2 separate regions of the Homo sapiens genome follow, and region 1 is linked to region 2. The links are chromatin contacts, found by Hi-C or POLR2A ChIA-PET in ENCODE. All regions are on one chromosome and are shown on one strand. The core of a region is the stretch at or near the end of the contact, and the rest is flanking DNA. Distances in the headings are between cores, read along the strand shown.

Evidence for each region. Hi-C counts contacts between places; a loop is a spot of excess contacts on that map. ChIA-PET counts read pairs that join two places held with the same protein, here RNA polymerase II (POLR2A). Pooled maps may share reads with other maps.
Region 1: a map of heart right ventricle shows a loop between it and region 2 (8-fold over the local background). The contact joins two enhancer-like sites. A Hi-C loop is called at or near these places in 18 of 168 maps with a recorded cell type or tissue (B cell, CD4-positive, alpha-beta T cell, CD4-positive, alpha-beta memory T cell and 8 more), 11 of 37 single-sample maps with no recorded cell type and 26 of 50 pooled maps. POLR2A ChIA-PET finds 5 or more read pairs at or near these places in 11 of 52 experiments (CD4-positive, alpha-beta T cell, CD4-positive, alpha-beta memory T cell, CD8-positive, alpha-beta memory T cell and 8 more).

What each region holds. Positions count from the first base shown.
Region 1 is chr17:35,343,377-35,348,025 of GRCh38, forward strand. It overlaps the pseudogene LOC101060119. Among named protein-coding and RNA genes, the nearest start is that of SLFN11, 28 kb to the right of the region's middle. Within about 2 kb of position 3,140, at least 23 of the 41 ENCODE cell types and tissues checked have a DNase peak (open chromatin) inside an H3K27ac peak, as active enhancers do; they include CD8-positive, alpha-beta T cell, gastrocnemius medialis, heart left ventricle and 1 more, where a contact is called at or near this core.
Region 2 is chr17:35,311,338-35,316,350 of GRCh38, forward strand. No RefSeq gene overlaps it. Among named protein-coding and RNA genes, the nearest start is that of SLFN11, 60 kb to the right of the region's middle. RefSeq lists enhancers at 350-851, 2,030-2,689, 3,351-4,009. Within about 2 kb of position 1,899, at least 20 of the 41 ENCODE cell types and tissues checked have a DNase peak (open chromatin) inside an H3K27ac peak, as active enhancers do; they include CD8-positive, alpha-beta T cell, gastrocnemius medialis, heart left ventricle and 1 more, where a contact is called at or near this core.

The sequences.
Region 1 (4,649 bases), core at 1,890-4,389, 33 kb after region 2:
TTTAAATTATTTTGTTATGCAGCATCCCACTCTAAGCACCAATTTCTGTACAAATCAGAACTAGCCAGATTTTGCTGTGGTAACAAATTATCCCCAAAGTTTCCATGACTGTTTAAAAATAACAAATGTTAATTTCTTTCTTAAACTATATGTCTGTTGTGGATCCCATTTGGCTCTACTCTTCATTGTTTTCATTCCAGGACCCAGACAAAGCAGCCAAATCTGGGTCATTGCCTATCTTATACCAGAAGGGAAAAAGAACATGGCAGAAACACTCAATGACTCTTAAGAGTTCTTCTTGGAAGTAACACACGTTATGCCTGCTTATACTTCATTGATCATAACAAGTCACATTGCCAAGCCTGAGACCAATGGGGCACAGAATATGATCTACTTCTGGGTAGGGATATCAACCTTATCAAACAATATTTCAATTTATCACACCATCTTTTGCTCCAAGATGACTGTACCAGATTCTGGCATCTTGTCAACATTTCAGCCAGCAGAAAAGAATTCACACTCTTTTCACGAGCACAATATGAAAATTATACACATTACCTTCCAATATTCCATTGGCCAGGCCTTGGGAACAAGCCATATCTATCTGCTTTGGAGCATGGGAAATACAGTTTGTGGTTTTTTGTTTTGGGGTATTTTTTTGTGTGTCTATCTTCCCCACTACCCCCAAAACCATACAGTTCTTACCTGGGCATCCCTATAGTGGGTTTTTTGTTTTGTTCTGTTTTTCTTTTTAATGTGGTCCAATAATTGTGTCTTACTTGGAATTTAGTCTCAACACTATTGAATAAATAACAAAAATCCAGTCTCCACTATAGGCTCTGCACAGCTGCCAATGCTAACGTGGAAGATGGCAAGGAGCCCTGTGCCTTGTCCTCTCACTCTGGGAGCACAGGCTGCAAGTTGGAAGGGCAACAAAAATGTTCTCTCTCCAGGTGTGAAACACAGTGGGCATGTAGAGCTGCGACACGGAGTGCCATACAACTGCCATCTGCAGGGTTGAGGTGATGGATGCCTTTCTTGGGTGTCAAGCTGAAAACAAGAGAACTGTGCTGTCATCTGAGGAGAATGTAATCACTCCTTCCACAACTGTTGCATGTCCCTGTGGGTACAACAGAGCAATCACTGACCTCTCTGCCAGCAAGACTGGATGGTCTAAAGAATAAGAGACGGAGAGTAGCAGAAGGCTTTCTTAGTGCACTTGCCCTAACCCTTGGTGGATCTTGTTATCAAGTGTCCAACAAAGGCTGGAACATTCCAGGGGATTAATTCTTCAAATAGGACACCATGAATCTGTCCTTTGGAAACTCATCAAGGCAGAATTTACAATTTCATCAGTTTTATTTTCAGGAATTCTCTACAATTAAGAAGATAATTTACTAAAAACAGTCTTTCCTACCTCTGAGGTGTGTGTCACACACACTGATTAGAAGTGCTATAGAAAAGAAAATTCCAAATCGAATGACCTTCAAAATTTGCCTGTTAATACCCAGGTGTGGAAACAGTTCCATTCATTCAGAGAACTTTTGTATGCTTGTGGTTGATCAGTTTTAAAAAAAGAGAATAGTAATAAATAAAGTACAGTTTAAAACCCAGAATGGGCAGGGTATGGTGGCTCATGCCTGTAATCCCAACAGGTGTGACTAGGATGAGAGGAGTGACACAGGGCCCGGCAAATGCAAAGTTGGATCCTCTCTTCATTTAGCATTTTTATATTTTATTCATCAGAAATGTTTGCATTAATTTTGATTTTAAAATATTGTTTATCTTGGTCACTGAGAGGTGGTGTTTCTTTGGTGCCCCCTTCAATTTTGCACTAGCAGGTGCCTCACTCTCCTGCCTCACTCTCCTTACCCAGCCCTCCCCATAGGCTCATTGTCTTAAGTGCGGTGATGATTTCAAGGGATTCTACATAGGCCGATATCCATCATTTTGTACACTTTAAACAAGTGCAATTTCATGTATATCGATTATAGCTCAATACAGTTATTTTTATAGTAATATATAAAGCAATAGAGCACAGGCTCTGTGCACTGGTCGCCTTTTCCCTGCAGCTGTGGTCTCCGTCCTAGTTTCTCGCATCTCCAGAATCCAAAGACCAAGACAATTCCCCAGGGTAATGCTGTCGGCGCAGGACCCGAGACTCCTGCTGCAGGCATCTTCTTTGGCTCCTCCTGAGGTGGGTGCTGCGCTCAGAGGCTTAGGCCCGCACCCACCTCCCTAACCCACGCCCCTCCGCAGCCGCCTGCTGCTCGCGCGCTGCAGAGATTGATGCCCACCCACCCCTTTTCCGGGCAGGCGAGGATTAGACAGGGTCCAACCCCAGGGGACGCTGGCCTTCAAGCCCACCAACAACTGGTCAGAGTGAGGATCCCCAGATCCGCCGGGATGAGGGGAGAATCTGAAGTTCGCAGGGTCTGCGAAATAGGCTGGAGAAAGCTCATTTACAGAGAAAAAAAAAAGACGCGGAACTGTCTTCAGGGCCCTCAGAAGTGGTTTAAATTCTCCGCAAGGAAACCGAGGCGGGTACTGAGGTCGGTCTCGCCCTTTCCAGGGCGCGCAGTGAGGTCACCCCGGGAACGGCTGTCACCGCGGGAGGAGAGCAGCCCAGGGAACTAAAGACGAGTCCAGTTACCAGGGAAATGTCCTGAACACGTGTGGTCATCCCTGCCGGAATGAGGTTGAGTGATTCCTTAGGTCAGGCACTGCGGTTAAGTCCTGCAATCCCAGCAAATTCACAGGCAGAGGCAGAGGCGGGAGGATTTTTTTTTTTTTTAAATTAACCAGGCCTGGTGGCCCTAATCTGTAGTGCTAACTACTCAGGAAGCTAAGGCAGGAGGATCCCTTTAGCTCAGGAGCTGGAGGCTGCAGTGAGCCGTGATTGCGCCACTGCACTACAGCCTGGGCGACAGAGCTAGTTCCTGTTTCAAAAAAGAAAAAATTCCTCAAATGTTAATTATGAAATATTTCAGAAGTACGAAAAAGTGTACCACCACCGGCGCTACCACTTCCACCTTGGCAAGTGAAGCCCCACTACAATGGAAGCGTCGGGCGTATCCTCCCGGGCCTCTTTCCCTCCCTCCCCGGCCCTTCCCTCTTCCGATTTCCCTCCCGCCCTTTCCCCTCCCTCCCCTCCTGACCTCGACTTCCTTCCCTTCTCTGTCTAAGGGGCAGGGCGGAAGATCGAGCCTCAACGCTGCCCCACACCCACGCTGGATTTAAAGCCCACGCTGTAGGCGTCTGTCTCCGCGGTGGCAGCGTTTTCCTGTCCTCTCCAGGACTGGGAGAGTGCAGCGCTCCTCGTTCCCTTTCCTGGTGCAGGAAAGTGAGACCGCCTTCAGCCTTCTCTCTGCGCCTCCCCAGACCCTCATCTCTCCAGTGATTCTTATGGCCCTGCCCTGGGAGGGGGTCACCCATTCAGCAAAAAGTCACCGAGGGCCCAAAAGGTTTTGCCAGAGAAATAGGACGGCTGAAAATGTTACCCTGATGGTACAAACGGAATAACCCCGTAGGCACACATAATTAGCTGTTTTCTGAGGGTATCAAAAGCCACTATGGGTGGAGTGCCTCACGCCTGTAATCCCAGCACTTTGGGAGGCCAAGGTGAGAGGATCGCTTGAGGGGAGTTCAAGACGAGCGTGGACAATTCTGAGGGACCCCGTAGCTACAAAAAAAAAAAAAATTTTAGCCAAATATGGTGAGCATGCCTGTAGTACCAGCTACTGAGGAGCCTGAGGTGCGAAGATCACATGATCCCAGGAGTTTGAGACCAGCTTGGGCAACAAAGGGAGACCTCCTCTCTACAAAAAAGAGAAACAAAATTAGCCAGGCTTGGTGGCCAGCGCCTGTAGTCCTAACTACTCAGAAGGCTGAGGTGGGAGGATCCCTTGAGCCCAGAGTTTCCAGGCTGTAGTGACCGCACTCCAGCCTGGGCAACAGAGCAAGACCCTGTCTCAAAAAAAAAAGAAAAAAAAAGAAAAGCCAATGCATACTGCTGGTGAGGCAGGATAGTTAGGCAAGGAAGTAACCATGTTTTCTGGAAGCAGCAGCCATGGTTATAAAATAACTATCATATGATCCAGCAATCCCATTTCTGGTTAATTAAATTTCAATTGCAAGCACCCTTTTCTGGGTATATATCTAAAAGATGTGAAATCAGTATGTCAAAGAGGTATCTACGCTCCCATGTTCATTGTAGTATTGTTAATAATTACCAAGATGTGGAATTAAACTATCCATTGATGCATGAACAGATACAGAAAATGTGTTACATACACACATACACACACTCTCAAATACACACCACACAAAATGAAATACTCTTCAACCTTAGAAAAGAAGAAAATCCTGTCATTTGCAACAACATGGATGAACTTGGAGGACATTAAGCTAAGTGAAATAAGCCAGGCACAGAAGGACAAATACTGCATGATTCCAATTATATGTGGAATCTAAAATAGTTGAACTCATGGAAGCAGAGGGTAGAAGAATGCCAGGGGCCGGCTGGGGGACAAAGGTCAGGGAATGGGGAGATGTTGGTCAAAGGATACAAGGTTTCAGTTAGGATGAATAAGTTCTGGAGATCAGTTGTACAGCATGGTGACTACAGAGAATAATAATGTATTGTATAC
Region 2 (5,013 bases), core at 649-3,148:
CTTGAGCTTTGGAAATTTGATTATTACGTGCCTTGAAGTAGTCTTCTTTAGGTTAAATCTGCTTTGTGTTCTATAACCTTCTTGTAATTGGATATTGATTTCTTTCTCTGGGTTTGGGATGTTCTCTGTTATTATCCCTTTGAATAAACTTTTTACCCCTATCTCTTTCTCTAGCTCCTCTTTGTCCAATTTCCACTCTGTGCCTTTTAAGTGGAACATTTAGACCATTTACATTCAACGTTAATATTTATATGTGAGGTTTTTAATCCTGTTGTGATGTTGTTAGCTGGTTTCTTTGTAGTCCCGATTTGTGTAGTTGCTTTATAAGGTCTGTGAACTATGTATAATACTTAAGTGTGCTTTTGTGGTAGCAGGCATCATTCTTTCATTTCCATATTTAAAACTCTCTTAGGATATCTCGTAATGCTAGTCTAGTGGTAAAAAATAAGGTCCTTTAACAATTGCTTGCCTGGAAAATATTTTATTTCTTCTTTGTTTATGAAGCTTAGTTTGGGAAGACATCAAATTCCTGGTTGGACTTCCTTTTATTTGAGAATACTGAAAATAAGTACTCAATCTCTTCTCATTTGTAAGGTTTCTGCTGAGAAGTCCATTGTTAGCCTAATGGGGTTCCCTTGTAAGTGATCTGACATTTTTCTCTAGGTGTCGTTTAACATTTTTTCTTTAGTATTGACTTTGGATACTCTGGTGACTATGTGCCTTGGTGACATTTGTCTTGTATAGTATCTTGCAGGTGTTCTCCAGGTTTATTGTGTTTGGATGTCTACCTCTCTAACAAGATTAGGAAAACATTTTTGAATTATTCCTTCAAATAAGTTTTCCAGCTGTTTACTTTTTCTTCTTCTCTCAGGAATTCCAATCTTTTGTAGATTTGGTTGCTTAACATAATCCTATGTTTCTAAAAAATTTTACTCATTTTTAAACAATTCTTTATTTCTGTGTGACTGAGTTAGTTAGAAATATTGGTCTTCATGCTCTGAAATTCTTCCTTGTGCTTGATCTAGTCTGTTGATAGAGATTTCAATAGTATTTTGAAATTCTGTAAGTGAGTTTTTCAATTTCTGAAGATCTGATAAGTTTTAAAAAGATGCTTATCTCTTCCTTCATTTTCTGGATTGCTTTAGTAGTTTCCTTGCGTCGATTTTCAGCCTTGTCTTGGATCTCGTTGAGCTGCCTTGCAATCCATGCTTTGAATTCTCTGTCATTTCTGAGCTTCCTTTTTTGTTAGGGTCCATTGGTGGAGAGCTAGTGTAATCTTTTGGTGGTGTCACAACATTCAGATTTTTCATGGTGCTGGAATTCTTACACTGTTTCCTTCTTATCTGGAGAGGCTAGCACTTCTAATTTTTGTAATTAATTTAATGTGGAAAGAATTTTTTTTCTTTGCCTTTCTCCCCCACCCCATCTCTAGCAGGGTATAGCTACAGAGTATGTTGAGTAGGGCCTTCTGGCTTTGCTTCTGTAACCCTATGCACTTCTGTTGGCAGGTTTTACACTGGGCTGTGATATTTGATCTACAGGCCAGTAGATGGCGCTTAAGGGTAATTGTCAGCTGCGGCACAAGCAGAGGAGTATGTAACTGATCTTTGTTTACTGTGAAGTTCTCTCTATTGTCTCAGGAGGTGGGCTGGGCAGTGGAGAGCCCCCTACCCTAAGCTTTCCTGTTCTTGGAGGGTAGCTGGAGCCCCTAGCTTGCCTAAGAAGGCCCCAGTAGTGAGTGCAGGCACCAGCCCTGATGACAGTGGGTGGGTGGCTCCCGGTGAAATGCGCTGAGGTGTCTTTGGGGTGAGGAGGTTAGGGGGCTGTACTGGCTCCCCATCCTACATAGGCAGGAACATGATCTGTTTGCCTATCACACCCCTGTTCTGGGCGGGGTTGGTGACTCCTAGTTCAGACACACATAGCCAATCTCTGGACCCCTACGTGGTTGAGAGCCACAGGAAACTGTTTTGTGAGTCTCCGTGGGAGTGGTTTGGGGGCAAAACTTTGTAACTCAGCCCAATAGAGATAGCTTTGTGGCTCCTCTGTTTTCTGATGTGGTAGCACTGCTGCTTCATGTGAAGGGTGGGGCGGGGAGAGCTCCACCCCAAACCCTTACATGGTTGGTTATGGTGGTGTCCGCTGATTGGGTCCACCTGACCTCGGCCCCGGTGGAAGTTATCGGGTGGCAGCAGAGTTGGAATGGGATAGGTAGTTCCCCGTTTCCAGGACCCCAGACGGCCTGCTGGGACAGTGTATATGAGTCCGGAATGGGCTGGACCAGGGTCAGGCTAGCCCAGACTTCAGGTACGGGCTGTGATGACGAGGAGTGGGCTAGTCTCCCGGGTCGGTCACCGCTGAACTCTCAGGTGAGGGCAGGCAGAGCACTTGGGCGGTGGAATCCCAAGGAAGATCAAAAGCTTGGGGGGTTGGGTTTTCAGAAGGGCTCTGGGCTGCAGCTGAAAATGTTTACATGGGGCAGGGTGGCTGTGCTGTGGGTCTTTCACCGGGGAGGGCAGGACCCCTCAGCTGGGGCAGTGGGGACGGGGCACTCTTGCACTTCCCTCCCACGCAAGCAATGCTGGATTTCACTGCTGCGGGCACACAAAGGTGCAAAGCCTCCTCTTCCCACGCTGGCCTGGGGGTGGTAGGGATGGAGCCAAAAAGCTTGTTGCTGGCCTCAGGGAATTGGGCTCTCAAAGGAACCGAGCCATGGCCATAATTTCAGGAAGGGGCAGGAAGGCCGTTGTGGGCCGGAAGCCAGCGAGCCCGATTTGGCAGGGGACAGCAGACGCGGGGAGTCCTCGGTTACACAGTCTCCTCCTTCTTATCTCAGCTGAGACATCAGTGCTGAAGGCACAGGAAGGTGTCCAGCCTCCTTGTTCCCTCCCAGACCCGGGGGCAACAGGGGTGGAGGGGGAGGCAAAGGCAACAGAGATCGAAAAGGGCCTGTCAGCTACCTCAATGAGTCCTGCACGCAGAGGAACACCAAGTCTCCACCGCGGTGTTCGGGCAGGAATGGGGCGGGTGCACTGGGTGCCAGAAGGTGGTGAGCCTCATAGTGTATGCAGAGAGTTGCCCGGTGTGTGCAGTCTGTCCATTGTTCCTCCGTATCTTGGCTGTGACATCCATGCTGGAGGTACACACAAATGTGTCCAGTCTTCTTGTTCCCTCCTTGGCCTGAGGGCAGCAAAAGCGGAGGCAGCGGCAGTGGCGACTGTGGAGGGCTTGTCAGTTACCTCTGGGGAACTTGATCCCCATTACAAGCCATTACGAGCCACAGTGTTCAGGCGGGGTCAGGGCAGCTGTGCTAGGAGCCCAGGCCTGGGACCCTGTCTGGTGAGGAGCAGTGGGGATGGAGATGTTGTGCAGTGTGCAGTTTGGCCTCTCCTCAGCACCACAGCTGCACCACAACCTAGGGTTGTGCAGAAGAGGCTGGTCCCACTTGTTGGCAGGGCTGCATGGGGATCAAAGGCCCAGGGGTTCCACGTGGGCTTGAGTGTGCCTCTGCATAGACCCTCTGTAGGTCTGGAGGCCTACACAGTGGGGTGGGGGTTGGTCAAGGGACTCTCCCATACCCTGAATTGCAAAGACCTAAGTGTAGATTCCCCAGGGACTCTTTCTCTGCCTTAGGGAGCTTCTCCCTGCTCCAGCTCTGCCTCTCTCTCTGTTCTCTGTGGGTCCCATCACTTCCTTGAAGAAAATCCTAGCATGATCTCAGCCTATTCACTTGTAGAGTTAGTATTTACTCACTACTTTGTGTTCCTCTCTGAGAGAGAGGCAGGCACTAGCTGCTTCTACTCAGTCATCTTGAACCGGAACCTGATACTCTTCTTTTTTTTCTTTTGAGGCAGGGTCTTGCTCTGTAACCCAGGCTGGAGTGCAGTGGTGTGACCTCAGCTCACTGCAGCCTCAACTTCCCAGGCTCAAATGATCTTCCCACCCCAGCCTCCTGAGTAGCTGAGACTACAGGCACACATCACCATCCCCAGCTAATTTTTGTATTTGTTGTAGAGACAAGGTCTCCCTACGTTGCCCAGGCTGGGCTCATGTTTCCCAGGCTGGGCTGCAACTCCTGGGCTCAAGCGATTCACCCACCTCAGCCTCCCAAGTTGCTGGGATTACAGGGAGGGGCCGATACTCTTTTTCTGATAAATGACTCAGTCTTTTTGTGTGGCTGCCAATGGAATCTGTTTTTACATTCCGACAAGTATATTTTGGGTTATGTCCCAGTGTTGACTACTCAGTGTTAAGCTTCTCAGACACACGGTAGGCCTCTATGATATATAGATTCAGGTGCTCTTTTAGTTTGAACACATTTTATTCCATTATCATTCTAAATATTTGCTCCATTCTACTGCTTTATTTTACTCTTTGACAGGTTCCAATTATATATACACTGAAAATCCATTGACTATCTTCTCGTTAATCTGTTTTTTTCATTTCTTAAAAAATAGTCTTTTATTTTTTAGAGCAATCTTAGATTCCCAGCAAAATTGAGGGGAAGTACAGAGTTCCAGTACACACCCCACCCAGCACATGCAGACTCTACCCCCAACCCTCTGCTTCTTAATCAACATCTTTACCAGAGTGGTACATTTGTTACAATTGATGAACCTACATCGACATATCATTATCACCCAAAGCCCATACTTTACATTAGGTTTCTCTCTCAGTGTTGTACCTTCTATGGATTTGGACAGATTATTTTTTAAATTTCATTTCAATAGCTTGTTGGGGAACTATTGTGGTTTTTGTTTACATAGATAAGTTCTTTAGTGGTCATTTCTGAGTTATTGGTGCAGCTGTCATCCGGGCAGTGTTCACTGTACCCAATGTGGAGCCTTTTATCCCTCACCACCCCTATTCTTCCCCCTAAGTCCCCAAATTCCATTGTAACATTCTTGTGCCTTTGTGTCCTAATAGCTTAGTTCCCACTTATAAGTGAGAACGTATGATATTTGGTTTTTCATTCTTGAATTATTGCACTTAGAATAATGGTCTCCAACTCCA